2 separate regions of the Homo sapiens genome follow, and region 1 is linked to region 2. A link is a loop called in an ENCODE intact Hi-C map of the cell type or tissue named here. Cell type or tissue: natural killer cell. All regions are shown on one strand. Links, peaks and the distances in the headings refer to the core of each region. The heading gives the core; the rest is flanking DNA. Region 1 overlaps EIF3B (eukaryotic translation initiation factor 3 subunit B). Region 2 overlaps CHST12 (carbohydrate sulfotransferase 12).

Evidence for each region. Peaks named below come from ENCODE experiments on the same cell type or tissue, not always from the same donor. Only the 100,000 strongest peaks of a DNase experiment are listed, where the experiment ranks them.
Region 1: a loop joins it to region 2, with 5 times the contacts of the local background. A loop is called at or near these places in 31 of 110 quality-filtered maps.

Annotation. Positions count from the first base shown.
Region 1 is chr7:2,363,619-2,366,524 of GRCh38, reverse strand. EIF3B (eukaryotic translation initiation factor 3 subunit B) reads right to left here. Exons shown (of 19, transcript NM_001037283.2): 5 at 2,765-2,893; 6 at 1,996-2,153; 7 at 77-208. Among named protein-coding and RNA genes, the nearest start is that of EIF3B, 10 kb to the right of the region's middle. In natural killer cell, for the core only: a CTCF peak has its summit at 1,529 (motif pointing right); a DNase peak (open chromatin) is centred at 1,514.
Region 2 is chr7:2,417,037-2,419,942 of GRCh38, reverse strand. All of the region lies in intron 1 of CHST12 (carbohydrate sulfotransferase 12), which reads right to left. Among named protein-coding and RNA genes, the nearest start is that of CHST12, 15 kb to the right of the region's middle. In natural killer cell, for the core only: no CTCF peak of the experiment used is centred there; a DNase peak (open chromatin) is centred at 1,562; H3K27ac peaks cover 1,987 bases.

The DNA of each region.
Region 1 (2,906 bases), core at 268-2,767, 53 kb after region 2:
CTAAGAAAAACAAAAGTGCCAGGGTATTCCCATGAAAAGACAAAGGCTACAGAGCTCGTTACAATGGTCCACTTACTTAAAAATAGGCCAATGGGCTGAGCTCTCACAGTGAAAACCCCTCTTCTTGTGCCCCGTAAGGATGTCCCAGATGATTATGGCCTGAGGGTCATCCTGCGTGTCCATCAGGGGGCTAAAGGTCACCAGGTACCTAGAAGAGAAGGGCAACACTGTACACTATCCTCCTCTCACGAGAGGATCACAGTCTGTCTGTGCGGCCAGAACACGCCGTCAGAACTCGCGGAACCAGCTCTCTCCCCAAACCCCACACTGCCCGGCCCCAAGAGACCCAAGCGGAAGCGGGAAGCAGCGGCGCTTGTTCATTCTGGTGTCAATACGCTGCAGGCGCTCCGGTTTCTCCAAGATCAGCACAGAAGATCTCACCGATCCCACACAAGGCTGCTAAGTGATCCAGAGGGTGGCGCAGTGTGGAACTCTATCTTTACCCATGTTTAATAAAGACTAACAAGTTAAAAAAATACGGCTGGGCGCAGTGGCTCACACCTGTAATCCCAGCACTTTGGGAGGCCGAGGTGGGTGGATCACCCAAGGTCCGGAGTTTAAGACAAGCTTGGCCAACCATGGCCGACATGGTGAGACCCTGTCTCTACTAAAAATACAAAAATTAGCCGGGCGTGGTGGCAGGCACTTGTAATCCCAGCTACTCAGGAGGCTGAGGCAGGAGAATAGCTTGAACCCGGGAGGTGGAGGTTGCAGTGAACTGGTATCGTGCCACTACATTCCAGTCTGGGCGACGCATGAAACTCAGTTTCAAAAAAAAAAAAAACAAAACAAACAAACAAACAAACAAACAAAAAAACAAGTCCCATCCAGTTCGAAAGCCAGCACAGGTCTGATAGAAACTTCAGAGCCTGGGGGCTCCTCCCAGCCATGATTTACCTGACTGCTGGCTTGTCTGGAGCTACTGCACCTGCTTACTCAGTTCACACAAAGTGTGTAACAGACGGTCCCTTACAACACCAGAGGGGAAGGCAGACACAACCCATGAGGGCGAAAACAGAGCGGCCCCAGCTCGCCTCGCACTGCCTTCCACAACTGCCCCTTTCCCTAGAGTGGCCCCCGTTCGCCTCACACTGCCTTCCACAACTGTCCCTTTCCCTAGAGTGGCCCCAGCTCGCCTCACACTGCCTCCCACAACCGCCCCTTTCCCTAGCAGGCCTCCGACAGCCGGATTAGCTAGATCAAAAATCACGGCTCGGCCAGGTGCGGTGGCTCACGCCTGTAATCCCAGCACTCTGGGAGGTCAAGGCAGGAGATCACTTGAGCCCAGGGGTTCAAGACTACCTTGTACAACAAAGTGAGACCCCCATCTCTACAAAAAATAAAATTAGCCATATGTCATGGCGTGTGCCTGCGGTCCCCGCTACTCAGGAAGGCTGAGGTGGGAGAACCGCTTGACCTGGGAGGCTGGGGTTGCAATGAGCCTGCAATGGTGCCACTGGGTGGCGCCAAGCCTGGGTGATAGAGGAAGGACAATTTATTATCTGTAAAATACGTGACCTTAGACTAGATCCTGAACTGAAGGAAAGTAAGTATTATACAGAACATTATTAGGTCAAGTAACAAAATCAGAATATGGCAATACATTGAAGTATTAAATGAATGGTAAATCCCTGAAGTCAGTACCCACACTATGGTCACACTAACAAAATCCTATTTCTAGGAATACACATTCAGGGCTAAAGGGACATGTTATTTCAACTCACTCCCAAATGGCTCAGGAAAAAATATCTGTATAGGAGATGATGACGTAAATGCAACCAAATGTGAGAAGATCTCAGTAAAAAGCTTATTAGCGTTCTGCATACTCCCGTATTTTTCTACTAAGTTTGAAATGCTACAAAATGAAAGATCACCTGTAGAAGGCTGGCATGGGGTGAAATGCATAGACTCCCCTGTGTTTTTCTAGCAGCTTACCTTTCACAAGGTGAGAAGTCAATAAGCTGAACCCCTTGGTGGCTGAATCTCTGAATTTGCTTGAATTTCTCTCCCCCCCATAGAGCAATGCCTCTTTGATGAAAGGTAGCCAGGTAGGTGCCCTTAGGAGACCAACGCACATACGTCTCTGTCCATCTCTGCAGAAAAAGGCAGTGCCAACGTTAATACAACAAAATGGCAAACACAAAGACCCCTCCTACAATGAATTTATCCTACAATGAATCTGTTCTACAAACTTTTTTTTTTTTTGAGACGGAGTCTCGCTGTCTCCCAGGCTGGAGTGCAGTGGCGCAATCTCAGCTCACTGCAAGCTCCACCTCCCAGGTTCATGCCATTCTCCTGCCTCAGCCTCCCGAGTAGCGGGGACTACAGGTGCCTGCCACCATGCCCAGCTAATTTTTTTGTATTTTTAGTAGAGACGGGGTTTCACCGTGTTAGCCAGGATGGTCTCAATCTCCTGACCTCGTGATCCACCCACCTTGGCCTCCCAAAGTGCTGGGATTACAGGCGTGAGCCACCGCGCCCGGCCTATTCTGCAAACTCTTAAGTGAAATACACAAAGCCTGTTCACTTCTCAGGATTTACTTCAAAGCTGGAAGAGGAATAAAAGAAGTTGTTTTCAGAAAGTAATCTCAAAGAAAATATAACGTCACCTGCTCTTCCAGTTTTCTGATAGAAACAAAGTTCCACTTTGTTAAGGAAATACAGGAGAGGTGAGTCCCCGCCCCCAGCAGCAGCAAATACACACCGCTCTTTCTTCAATTGAGACAGGGTCTTTTACGTCATTCCAGAATATGGAAGTGCGGTCTCCACTCTCAAAAATCACACTGTACTGATCTCTGCATTCTGCCTCTTCAAGCCAGTAACGTAAGTTCCCCTTAAAAACAAAG
Region 2 (2,906 bases), core at 207-2,706:
ATGAGGTTCCCAGGGCAGTTAAATTCCTAGAGACAGAAAGTAGAATGGTGGTTGTGGGGGCAGGGGAGGGGGATGGGAGTTTGTGTTCAATGGGGACAGAGCTTTAGTTTTACAAGATGAACATAGTTCTGGGGCTGGAGGGTGGTGATTGCTGCAGAGTGATGTGAACGTGCTTAACACCACCAAACTGCATGCTTAAAAATGGTTACAATGGTAATTTTTTTTTTTTTTTTTTGAGACGGAGTTTTGCTCTTGTTGCCTAGGCTTGAGTGCAGTTGCACAATCTCAGCTCACTGCAACCTCTGCTTCCCGGGTTCAAGCGATTCTCCTGCCTCAGCCTCCTAAGTAGCTGGGATTACAGGCTCCCACCACCATGCCTGGCTAATTTTTGTATTTTTAGTAGAGACGGGGCTTCACCATGTTGGCCAGGCTGGTCTCGGACTCCTGACCTCAGGGAATCCACCTGCCTTGGCCTCTCAAAGTGCTGGGATTACAGGCGTAAGCCACTATGCCCAGCCATTTTTTTTTTTTTTTTTTTTTTGGAGACAGGGTTCCACTCTATCATTCAGACTTGAGTGCAGTGGCGTGATCTTGGCTCACTGCAACCTCCCCACTCAAGTGATCCTCCCACCTCAGCCTCCTGAGTAGCTGGGTTACAGGTGTGCACCACCACGCCTGGCTAATTTTTGTATTTTTAGTAGAGATGGGGTTTCACCATGTTGACCAGGATGGTCTTGAACTCCTGGGCTCAAGTGATCTACCTGCCTCGGCCTCCCAAAGTGATGGGAATACAGGCATGAGCCACCACGCCCAGCCAAGTTTTAATTTTAAAAGGCGGTTTGGACAGCCAGACATGGTGGTTCATGCCTGTGATCCCAGCAATTTGGGAAGCCAAGGCAGGGGGATTGCTTGAGCCAAGGGGTTCAAGACCAGCCTGGTCCACACAGTGAGACCTCATGTCTACAAATAATTTTTAAAATTAGCTGGGCATGATGGCACACACCTGTGGTCCCAGTTACTCTGGAGGCTGAAGTGGGAAAATGGCTTGAACCCAGGAGGTCAAGGCTGCAGTAAGCTATGATTGTGCCGTTGTACTCCAGCCTGGGTGACAGGGTGAGACCACATCCCAAAAAACAAAACAACAACAACAGCAACAGAAACAACAGCTTGGACATACAAGAATGTCTGGCCCAGTGACTGACACAGCTCCGGCCTGAAGCCCACGTGACTTTTGCTACCTTCTGGGCAGGAGAGAAGCATTCAGGGAAGGGTCCGATAGAACCGCTGGGCTGAGCACTGCGGTCATGATCCCACCTGCTTCCAAAACACATCATGGGCAACACTGAAGCCATAAAGTAATTTTTCATTAAAAAGAAATAGGACATGATTTCCAAATGCAAATCTCCCAGTGTTTCAACAAAAAGCCCCCTGTGATTTGAAGCAGAGCACGCAGAGGCATCTCAGATGAACAGACGTATAACCCGCCTGCGGCACACCAACCGTGGGCTGCTGCCTCCAGCAAGGGAACCCACAGAGCAAAGTTTCACCTAGAAGCATCATCCGCCAGGAAACTGTAGCGGTGGAGGTGCTTTTCCACGGCGGCTGTGTCAGATGCCCTCATAAATGGCACTGAAAATTATTAGGTTAGGTTTAAACGCAAACACTGTGGTTAGGCTGACAGAGTTGTGTCTTAGCTCCGGGTGGGGCTGTTAAATATTTCTTTGCTCACACACAACATGCAGGGCATGAAGCCAGGGGCAGACTCTGCAGCCCCAGGGAGCAAGTCCATGCCGGCTGCCCACGCAAGGCCACTGGTCCAAATACTCATGCTGACTGTGGGCAAAACACTAGAGAAAGAAAAGGCAGCTAGCACAGACAGCTATGGCCTTAGCTCACTCGTGTTCAGCTGTGTGTCACCGTGACGTGACCACAGCCATCCTGCTCTGGAAGACACTGCCACATGGCCAGATCTATATTAAGCCCCCCAGAAGCGCATTTTCCACATTGTTACAGCAGAACTGACATCGATCACACAAAAAGGTCACGTAATACGTGGCTAATTTTATGTGTCAACTGGACTGGGCCGTGGGGTACCCAGATATTTGGTTAAGCATACTCTGACTGCGTCTGTGAGCATGTTTCTGGAGGAGAGTAACATCCAAATGGGTGAACTGAGATATCGGATGCCCTCCCAGTATGAGAGGGCCTCAGCCAGTCCACTGAAGGCCCAAGTACAACAGAAAAGTGGAGTAAGGCCAGGTGTGGTGGCTCATGCCTATAATCACAGCACTTTGGGAGGCCAAGGCAGGCGGATCAGTTGAGGTCAGGAGTTCGAGACTAGCCTGGCCAACATGGTAAAACCCTGTCTCTACTAAAAATACAAAAATTAGTCAGGCCTGGTGGCACATGCCTGTAATTCCAGCTACATGGGAGGTTGAGGCAGGAGAATAGTTTGAACCTGGGAGGCGGAGGTTGCAGTGAGCTAAGATCACACCACTGTACTCCAGCCTGGGCAACACTGTGAGACTCCATCACAAAAAAAAAAAAAAAAAAAAGTCAGACATGGTGGCGCACACCTGTAACCCAGCTACTCAGGAGGCTGAGGCAGGAGAATTGCTTGAACCCAGGAAGCAGAGGTTGCAGTGAGCTGAGATCACGCCACTGCACTCTAGCCTGGCCAACAGAGCAAGACTCTGCCTCAAAAAAAAAAAAAAAAGGTAGAGTAAGAGAATCAACTCTCTCTGCCTGCCTGTCTTTGAGCTGGGACATTGGTCTTCGTCTTTGGACTCCGTCTCAGACTGGAGTCATACCATTGGCTCTCCAGGGTCTGAATTTCTCAGCCTCCGTAATTGTGTGAGCCAATTTCTTATCATCAATCTCTTTGTATACACATTGCAAAAGAAAAA